2 separate regions of the Homo sapiens genome follow, and region 1 is linked to region 2. Evidence: read pairs that join two places in POLR2A ChIA-PET (ENCODE). Cell type or tissue: A673. All regions are shown on one strand. Each heading gives the region's core, and the rest is flanking DNA. Links, peaks and the distances in the headings are about the cores only. Region 1 overlaps VTI1A (vesicle transport through interaction with t-SNAREs 1A). Region 2 overlaps VTI1A (vesicle transport through interaction with t-SNAREs 1A).

Evidence for each region. ChIA-PET counts read pairs that join two places held together with the same protein. Peaks named below come from ENCODE experiments on the same cell type or tissue, not always from the same donor. Only the 100,000 strongest peaks of a DNase experiment are listed, where the experiment ranks them.
Region 1: POLR2A ChIA-PET joins it to region 2 with 10 read pairs; 2 of 35 experiments call an interaction of 5 or more read pairs at or near these places.

Annotation. Positions count from the first base shown.
Region 1 is chr10:112,729,746-112,735,131 of GRCh38, forward strand. All of the region lies in intron 7 of VTI1A (vesicle transport through interaction with t-SNAREs 1A), which reads left to right. Among named protein-coding and RNA genes, the nearest start is that of MIR4295, 98 kb to the left of the region's middle. RefSeq lists an enhancer at 2,603-3,104. In A673, for the core only: no CTCF peak of the experiment used is centred there; a DNase peak (open chromatin) is centred at 2,636.
Region 2 is chr10:112,458,698-112,464,083 of GRCh38, forward strand. VTI1A (vesicle transport through interaction with t-SNAREs 1A) reads left to right here. Exons shown (of 8, transcript NM_145206.4): 2 at 1,827-1,885. Among named protein-coding and RNA genes, the nearest start is that of VTI1A, 14 kb to the left of the region's middle. RefSeq lists an enhancer at 2,313-2,607. In A673, for the core only: no CTCF peak of the experiment used is centred there; a DNase peak (open chromatin) is centred at 2,454; H3K27ac peaks cover 1,318 bases.

The sequences.
Region 1 (5,386 bases), core at 232-5,231, 270 kb after region 2:
ACAGTCAGGTGGGCACTCCATTTTCAAATCAGCTGATTGCAGGCTGGACACCCTTGGTGTAATCTACAAAGACAGGGAAAAGGAAACCTGCGCCTCTTCAGCGCTCTAGTGGTACTGGCAAGTGTCATGTCTTGTGATCAGGAGAGTTCTACCAGCCCTCTTTGTGCGTAGCAAACCTGATACTCCCCAGAAAGTTCCACAGCCAAAGGCTGGGCATGCTGACCTCCAATCCAGGGGCCCCAACATCAGGACCTCTCTCCCCAGCAGCAACACCTGGATTGAGTTATTTCACTTCTCTGGAGCTGAATCTCACTGACCATAGAAGAGGGCATATTTCTCAGCAAAACAGCTGGAAAATTATGCTGGCCTTTTGTACAAGTCATGTTAAGCTCCTTCAAAGAATACATGAACAATCTGCATTATTTTAAAGGTGAAGATGGGCTTTTTAAGGGGGAGAGGTTACAGCTACCAGCAAACCAGAGATTTCCTCCATTCTGTGACCCTCCTTCCTCTGCATTCTTAAGGACTTGGCTAGAACCTGAGTTTTCCATTTCTCCTGGTGAGAATGTGTCTTCAGGAGCTTATTGATAATTCTGTCTTTCAGCACAACTTTGTAAAGTTGAAGTCCCTGCCAATTGATAGTCACCTTGTGGCGTGATCTTGTCAGTCCAAAAGAATAAAGATCTACCTTTACATTCATTTAGAGTGAGGGATGATGTACAGCCAGGATGCCTAAGTGTCACCTCCTGCAGTTCACTGACACATGGAGTCCCTTTGACAGGTGCCCGAGTTTCTTTTTCCTATGTATTACAACATCTACTTTTAGGATTTTTTTTTTAACCTCTTTCCCCCTTTCCTTCCTGTTCTTTCTTCCCTCTTTTTTCTTCTTTTTCCATCTCCTTGGCTTTTTAACTCTCTCCTCTTTTCTCTCTTTCCCTTTCCACTTTTCTTGTCAGCAGTTTATTCAACCACCGTATAATAAATCCAGTAAGTGATCATAAAAATACCAATCCCAATTGCAAAAATGGCAGCACAGCCTCAGCTTGGAAAAAAAATTTGGAAAAACAAACTGAAATCATCAAAGACTAAAGACCAGATACTAAAAAGATGGGATTTGCTGTGAGATATATTTTATAATAAAAATTCTGCTATAAAGAAGCATCTTTTTATTTTTTTCCTTGATAGTCTGAATAGTTTATACCTGATGCCAAGAAATTATATATAATTAGTCTGGGTAATATATAATTTCCATTTGATTATATATATTAAAGTGATTAAGGAACTTCAGTTTTTCACTAGTAAATATCTGCCTTCTTTGTTGCATTCTGGGTCTGTAATGACTGTTTATATCAAGGGTAGCACTCGTTCAGAACTGAAGGGAGCAAAAGTTGGAATGCTTTCACCAAGCTTGGTTGCCTGATGTCTATGAATCTGGGAGATAACATGAAGTTAGCTACATTTTGGGAAAAACTGAAGGGAGATTTCAGTCCAATTTCTTGAAACCACCATGTAGTTTTGCATGACTTCCCGTGAATAAACTCCATAAGGCCAGGCCCGGTGGCTCACGTCTGTAATCCCAAGACTTTGGGAGGCCAAGGCAGGTGGATCACCTGAGGTCAGGAGTTAAGACCAGCCTGCCCAACATGGCGAAACCCCATCTCTACTAAAAATACAAAAAAATTAGCCAGGCATGGTGGCAGGCACCTGTAATCCCAGCTACTCAGGAGGCTGAGGCAGGAGAATCGCTTGAACCTGGAAGGTGGAGGTTGCAGTGAGCCGAGATCGTGCCACTACACTCCAGCCTGGGCAACAAGAGTGAAACTCCATCTCAAAAAAAAAAAAAAAACTGCATAAAACAGCATACATGAGAAGGCATATTTTAGGAAGATTACTCAGTTAAGTATATGACATCACCAATATTTTTAATATTGCATAGAATGAAATGAAATTTTTGATGTCAGTTTTTAATTAATGACTTCTATTTGCCTTTTGTAGATTACTTTCATATGTTTATTCCACATATTTTATAGCAGTTTTTCTTTTTCCAATTAGAGGATAGATTTCATCCTTTATCTTTGCAGGTAGCTGATCCAAGACATTTTTATGTAAATGGATTAATTAATTAGTAGCCTTCATTTGAAACTTAAAAAGAAAATAATCCTTTTTGAGAGGCATTAACTATTTTTTAAAGCCACAAACAATTCTTTACTTAAGCACCTTGTCACACCATTAGAAATTATTTGACAGCATTAATCATAATAAAATGCATTACCCTTTACCGAATCACCTTTTTTTCAAGCTAATTAAAAGAATCCATTCCCTAGGAGACTGTACAGCAACTTCACTTGTAAAAATCACATTTTTGGGGAACTTAACAGTACATATTTATGAAACTTTTGAGCAAATGACATCACAAGTTTGATTACCTGTACAGCCTTTGTGAGAAGGCATCTAGCTACAGAGATGTGCTGGGTTCTAGGGAAGGCAGCTACATCTGGCCTTTTTTGAGAGCCTTTAAGCCTCTCTGCCTTCCAGCCTTAGGATTTATGCAAATCAGAAATCTTTGGCTGTCTCTACTTCCTGGCCAGGCCAGCATAATCCACTTCCTTTGGGTTCATGTGACCATGCAAATTTGAGCACTCCTGAATAGTCCCAGAGGGGCTGTGCCTCTCATTATTCCTGCCCCATTCTCTGTGCAGTGCAAGCATTCAGACTATGAATGGACAAGGGTTTAATTACTCACCACATCTGTCAGATCAGATTCAACTTCAGAATGAAGAGAATCCCAGACAAGCCCGGTCGTTTCTTTGCAATGTTCTTCATGGTCGAGGTCATCCAGCTCTGTCTTCTAGGGAATATTTTCCACTCCTTGTTTCATGACCTTCTGGAAAGCAGGGACTGTGGCTTTTGGAGATCCATTACTGGGCCTTTCACACTGTGTGTGGCCTTTACAAATGTTAATTAATCTTCCTGATGATGCACTGAGCATCAGGAAACCCTTTATTCCCCTTGGGCTACTGATGACCAATATGAATGCCAGAAAGTTTTTCTTACTGTTTCCTGACCCACATGCTTCTCTCTGGATGTACTTTGCTGCTTTTTCCCCTCCCTCTGATATGTTTTCACATGGCAGATTGACTGCTCACATTACTAGGTCAGCCAGAGTTGACACAGTAAAGGTGGATGGTCCCCAAGAAGAGAACATACCTCCAATTCCAAGGCTATCAGCCTTCCCAGCAAAACGTGCATAATAGCAGCTAGGAAGGAGTGTGTCCACTGGGGACCAGGTGATTCTGCTCAGTGCATGGGCACTAGCAGTCCTTCCCTTAGGTTTCTTTCCTTACTGGGATTATCTGGGTTTAAAAGGAGATTCCTGGCACGTTCAGCTCTGGAATACAAGGCTTTTTGGGCTGCCATGGTGTTTTTGGGTTTTGGTTTGATTTTTTATTTTTGGTTTGATTTTTTATTTTTTATTTTTTGCTTTGCTTTTATCGTTTTAAAATTGAAATTCATATGAAATTAACCATTTGAAAGTATAGCATGCAGTATATTTACAATGTTATGCAACCCTCATGTCTACCTAGTTCCAAAACATTTTCACCACCCCAAAAGGCAACCCCATGCCCATTAAACAGTTGCTTCCCATTCCCCCAGCCCCCGTCTCCGTGGATTTACCCACCCTGGATATTTCATACAAATAGAAGCACATAATATGTGACCTTTTGTGACTGGCTTCTTTCATTTAGCATGAAGTTTTTTAAGTTTGCCATAATGTTTTACTATGGCATTCTCTGGCGTAGTGGTGTTTATTATTTGGTCAAAGTTATTCATATGTTCTCTGTTTTGGGTAATGTCATCATCATCTATGGAAGTCTGAGAAACAGCTGGGTCCTCTCCCTTCTCTCACTCCTATTGTCTAATTGTTCTTTAAGTCCTGTGGATTCCACACTTGCAATACTGCTAGTCAGTTCTCATTTACATTATTTTATTTTATTTTATTTTATTTTATTTTATTTTATTTTATTTTAAGAGAGAGTTTTACACTTGTTGCCCAGGCTGGAGTGCAGTGGTGTGATCTCGGCTCACTGCAACCTCAGCCTCCTGGGTTCAAGTGATTCTCCTACCTCAGCCCAAGTAGCTGAGATTACAGGGGTGCACCACCACACCCAGCTAATTTTGTATTTTTAGTAGAGACAGGGTTTCACCATGTTGGTCAGACTGGTCTCGAACTCCTGACCTCAGGTGATTCACCCACCTCAGCCTCCCAAAGTGCTGGGATTACAGGCGTGAGCCACCGTGCCTGGCCTTCATTTACATTCTTACTGCTCCTGCCCCTTTCAAATGCTATTCCTTCCCCAGTTTGTCTTTCTCAAACGCAGACCCATCTGACCATGTCACTGCCCTTCTCAGTACTCTCCAGTGGCTCCTCCCACCTCAAAATAGGGTTCAAGCTCCTTACCAGCAGGCCAAGGCTGCCCACAATCTGTTCCTCCTCTCCCTTCATCATTCCCATCCCTCACCTGTATACCATGTCTGAGCCAAACACATTAGACTGTTCGGGGGTCTCTGGCCCGTGGTGCACACTCGTTCTTGCATCCCTTTGTGTGTCCTGTTTCCTCCCCCTAAAATATTCTTCCTCTCCCCACAAATGCAGGAGTCCATTCCTCCTCTATAATCCTGCGTTTTACCTTCTCACCTTCCCTGGTCCATTAATCAGAGTGAATTCCTCCTTTCTCCCTAATTCTGGCATTTTATTTATCATAATACCTATCACAGCCAGTCTTTAAAAGGGCTCTTTGTAAATTTCTGTCCTTTTCCAATTAAATACTGAGCTTCATGAAGGCAGAAATCTTGCCTTACTCATTTTAATATCTAGCAGCAACCATTGTATAAGTCCTCAATAAATTTCTTTTTTTTTTTTTTTTGACACAGAGTCTCACTCTGTTGCCCAGGCTGGAGTGCAGTGGCGCGATCTCGGCTCACTGCAATCTCCGCCTCCCAGGTTCAAGACATTCTCGTGCCTCAGCCTCCCGAATAGCTGGGATTACAGGCGCCTGCCACCATGCCAGGCTAATTTTTTTGTATTTTTGGTAGAGATGGGGTCTCAAACTTCTGACCCCAAGTGATCCGCCCATCTCGGCCTCCCAAAGTGCTGGGATTATAGGCATGAGCAACTGCGCCCAGCCCTCAATAAATATTTTGTTGAATGATTTGAATTTTCTTCTCCAAAGAAAAAACCATGGGCCTACAAGGACCCCAAGTCAAGGAGAGAACCAGTCTGAAGCAAAGTAACAAGGACTAACATTTAAAATAGTAATTATTTTTATCTTCTGTTGAATTTAAAGCTACCCACAGTGATTTACCAGTTTTAATTCGCAGAAAATGC
Region 2 (5,386 bases), core at 320-5,319:
GCACTGTTGCCCAGGCTGGAACGCAATGGTGCGATCTCGGCTCACTGCAACCTCTACCTCCCGGGTTCAAGCAATTCTCCTGCCTCAGCCTCCCAAGTAGTTGGGATTACAGGCGCCCACCACCACACCCAGCTAATTTTTTGTATTTTTAGTAGAGACGGGGTTTCACTATGTTTGCCAGGGTGGTCTCAAACTTCTGACCCTGTGATCCACCCATCTAGGCCTCCCAAAGTGCTGAGGTTACAGGCGTGAGCCACCGCGCCCGGCCAGTGAAATAATAATTTCTATTAAAGCTTCCCCACTTAGGATTGGCTGTCCTTCTGAAGGCTGGTCAGCTGGTAGGTGTTGTACCCATTTCAAGCTTCATGACTTTTCTAGTCTGTTGTGTTAGTCAGTCTCATTAGGCTCCCATGTGACATAAACCCAGTTTTAAATAAAGAACAAGAAAGTTGTTGGCTCAAGAAACCAAACTATGGTAAAGTCAAGCTTTTATAAAGTCAAGCCATTTCAGTTATTTCAAGCCAGGAACTAACTATATCTCTCTCTCTCTGTCTCTCAGTTGTGTTTCTTTTTAAATGCAGGTTTTATTTTCAGCCATTGCACGCTTGCTTTCTTCTTGGAGCTAGACCAATGGATGCTAGCAGCGCTTCTAGGCTCATTTTTTCGTTACCAGGAGAAAGGAAAAGGCTTTCCCCTTGCTCTAGAACTTTGTTCTCTCTGGTTCATATATGCCTATCCCACCGCCCAACTCCCAGATGAATGTGGCCAGAGGATTGAGTTACTGAGATTAGTCCAGCTAGGATTAGATGCCGGTCATTTGCCAAGTCACTGTGACTGAAGAAGCAGAGTCTTTATGGAGATAGCATTTTCATTGTCCTGCTTGGTGAGGAAGAAGGCCTTTGAAGAGAGTAGGGGCTGTTGCCTGAGAAGAGAAGCATGCTAGGCAGACAAAAACTAGAGATGTTCAATACATCTGGTTTGCACAAAACTTAACTAGGGTATGTGAACAAATAGGCTGACTGGCTGGAATGAGGGTATGGGAAAGCTTTCTGAAATTGTCTGCCAGGACATGTCTCTCCTAGAGAAGGGAATTACAGTTGGGTTATAACTTGATTGTATTAGAAAAATAAACCACATACAGAGACTTAGCACTTTATAATATTAAAGTAATTTCACTTGCATCAAGCTTATTGGAGCTAAAAGTAATCCCGTAGATATTTTTTATTTCCATTTTAGAGAGTACAGAGTGAGTCTCAGAAAAAAAGAGAAAAATTTCTTGCCCAGGATCCCATAACCATTGAGTGAGATAGTAGCTTTCGGTTTGGAATCAGTAGTCCTAACTTCAAATATTTATTCCATTACACCTGATTCTCCATGCTACTGAAAGTACAATTTTTTAAAGGATTGTTTTTGCCCAGTTTTAGGAAGTGTTTTTGTATATAACTTTTAAATTGTATTAACAAATCAGTTATTCCCAATTTATTAAAGTTATGACTTCACAGATTCCTTAGGCCAGCACAAATCTGCTCTTGTTGACTTAGTCTCTCCTAAAGGGCAACATAATTTTTAGTCTCTCTTAAAAATAGGTCTCTCTTAAAAATGGTGTCTCTTAATAATTAGGTATTCTATCAGATTATATGTTTCTAGATAGCCTGGAATCAATGGCTTAAAGTGGTTTCAAACCCACCAAAGAATGATATGCTCTTTTGCCTTATGTTCTGTAATCTGATTGACCAGAAAGGAAAAAGGCATATAAAAATTGAAGTTTTAAAATATTAAATTTATTTGTATCTTTAGCAATTTCTTGGTATTATTGTTTGTTTCAGATGAAAAGAAACAGATGGTTGCAAATGTGGAGAAACAGCTTGAAGAAGCGAAAGAACTGGTATGTACAGACAGTAATGTATTTTAACACACAGCCAGAGCCGTTTAAGCTAATGTCTTCCTCTAGCCTGTTTTATACATTGTGGAAATGTGAAGCATTGCTGATTAGCATTTTATAATTCAGAATTTGTCAATTTTTAAATTGAAGAGATTTTAGTAGCTTCTTGGGATTTTATTCTTCTTAGCAAAGGTGATTCATTAAATATCTATCTCTAATTTTTATTCCATCATAATACGTTTCATAACAGCTGTAAATAGCTAATGCTGGATAAAGGCATACTGGGTACCAGACACTGGATTAAAAATACTACTTGCTTTATAATATTTAATTTTCTCAATAACCATGTGAGACAATATTATTTGTCAAAAATGATAAAGGGTCTGATATTTTCTGCTATTTGCAAACTCTCAAGTGACTCACTTGCTTGCTACAGTTTCATAGATGACTATGTCTCATGTCTTCTCTAAGACATGAGACTCCTAGGTCAGAGACAAAAGATTTTTATTACCCACAACAATAGCAGTTGCCTGTGTTTCAGGCTGGTTGCATCAGTTCCTGAGTCTGAATTCCCACAGTGGTGATGCAGGCAGGCCTAGATGTATGCTTACAACAGCATTAGAATACCTTAGAGGAATAGAACGAGAGCCTAGAAAATGTGCCACTTTCTAGCAGCCTATAAGCAAGGCTGTTGTTTGTCCCAGGGGGACACATTATTTCCTCTCCCTGAGCTCCCCGCAAACCCAATCCTGAAAAATGGCTCAGACAGAGTCCTCAGGACCTTGTATTCTTGGCAGACCAGGCAAGACATGTAGCAGCATGAGAGAACCTTGGCCAAGTGATTCTCAACACTGTTACCACTCCCATTTTGTGGATGGGGAGACTGAGACTTAGAAAGATGAAGTAACTTGTTGGAGGTCCCAAATCCTGTTAAGTGATAGAGTAAATATTTGTTCCTAGTTTGCTAAACTCAGAGCTCTGGTTCATCTACTACTTTTTTATATAAATACATCAGTAAAACATGGAGCAAAAAAGGACTAAAAGTATTGTGTCTTAATTTGGGGTTTTAAAAGCTAACTACTACAAGCATGACTCAACTTGTTACTATGCATTGTGGCCCTATGAGTGTGTTGCTTTTCTATTTTATTTTATTTTTGATATAAAGTCTCACTCTGTCACCCAGACTGGAGTACAGTGGCACAATCTCGGCTCACTGCAACCTCTGCCTCTTGGGCTCAAGCGATTCTCATGCCTCAGTGCTCCAAGTAGCTGGGATTACAGAGCAATACCACACTTGGCTACTTTGTTTGTTTGTTTGTAGAGAGGGGGTTTTGTCATGTTAGCCAGGCTGGTCTTGAACTCGTGCCCTCAAGTGATCTGCCCGCCTTGGCCTCCCAGAGTGCTGGGATTACAGGCATGCACCACCATGCCTGGCTAATTTTGTATTTTCAGTAGAGACAGGGTTTCACCATGTTAGTCAGGCTGGTCTTGAACTCCTGACCGCAGGTGATCCACCCACCTTGGCCTCCCAAAGTGCTGGGATTACAGGCCTGAGCCACTGTGCGCAGCCGATACTGCCCTTTTGATGAGGACCTTGGGAGAAAAACTCTTTTGATTTGACTATTGGGATTAATTGTGTTTCTGCTGACCATCTGATTTGTATTAGTCTCTTGGACACTACACATCTTGCAATGATCTTTTCTCCCACTCTGCACTGGCCACATAAATGTTGTGACAACATGGAACAAGTGCACATTAGCCTCATTCTTGGTTTCATTTTAAGTGCTTGTTGTGTGTTTCCTTTTTCTGTCTTACCTACTTTTAATTTAGTTTTAAATATCCATATAAAATATCTTCAACAAAAATATACTTAAGGCTCAGATTTTGGCTTGCAAGTATTTTTGCTGTTATTTTTCCAGATGATCCTGTTTACCTTGTTAGAACTAAATAATTGATGATCTCAGAGAGTTATTTTAAATAATTTTCTTGCTAAGTAATGATTTTATTTATTGGTGCTTCTCATTTATGTTGAGACATAATCATTTAAACTATCACTGTTTAAATCAAGGCTAATTAAAATTATCTTTTTTCTTTATAATAAATTGAAGCCTATTAATTGAAAGGTGATTGTGTGGTTTATCTGTATGCTACTGTAGTTATTCAGTCGCTAACACTGAATACAGGTTTTATTAGTGATAAGCTGGTAGGGTTCCGGAAGGAACTTATTAGAAAGCTTTAAAAGGTAAACTACATGGCAGCATTTTTGCATGTGATTTTAGCAGACATGGCCTGGGCCAATTTGTTGTTGTTACTGGTTTTTATTTATTTATTTATTTATTTATTTATTTATTTATTTATTTATTGAGACGGAGTCTCGCTCCATCGCCCAGGCTGGAGTGCAGTGGCACGATCTCGGCTCACTGCAACCTCTACCTCCCCAGTTCAAGCAATTCTCCTGTCTCAGCCTCCCGAGTAGCTGGGACTACAGGCACCCGCCACCACACCCAGCTAATGTTTGTATTTTTAGTAGAGACGGGATTTCACCTTGTTGGTCAGGCTAGTCTCAAACTCCTGACCTCAGGTGATCTACCTGCCTCGGCCTCCCGAAGTGCTGGGATTACAGGGGTGAGCCACTGCGCCTGGCCTGGTTTTTATTTTTTAATGGCAACTACAAGTAAGCCACTTCTGCTATCTTGTATAGTGCTTGCTGTATCTTCTTCATCACTTGCAATCATCGTTACTAGAGTTAATTTTAATCTAGCAATTATCAAGTAAGAGACACTGTTCTAAGTACATTATAAGAATTGCCTCATTTAGTTTTCACAGCTGCTCTGTGAAAAAGACACTATTTTGTAAGTGAGAAAACTAAGGCACAGAGACATTAAGAAACCTGTTCCAGATTCCAGGACTAATAAGTAGTAGAGCCTATGATGTCAACGTAAGAGTCTGGCTTCAAAGCCTATGCCTAAACCATTATAGTATTTCTGCATTGCTGCTGATTAAACTCTTCTGTGTTGTATCCAAAGTGTTATCTGATAGCAGGTTGTTAAAAAAAAAAAAAGCGCCTTGCTGTGATTTCATTAAGCTATATGTAATTTAGCATATTACTGTATCCATTTAATGCCATATAAATGTGGTTATAAAGTATCGGGAGTTAGGATGAAGGTAAAGATCACATGTTGGTTGGTATGTGATTTTCCTAATTACAAAACACCTGCCAGAATAAATATCACCAAATAAGGCTTGGCTGATGTTTCATGGATTACCCATGGGAAATAATAGCTTACTTTATCTTCCCATAGTTGTGGAGGTTAATGGTCAGAAGACAAGACCCGGTTGGATTGAATGATGGGCTATTCCAAGTATATTGAAATCAAATTATTAATAACGTTTGGGTTAATGTGTATCTTTTATTTTGTTTTATTTTATTTTTGAGATGGAGTCTTGCTCTCTCACCTAGACTGGAAGGAGTGCAGTGGTGCAATCTCAGCTCACTGCAACCTC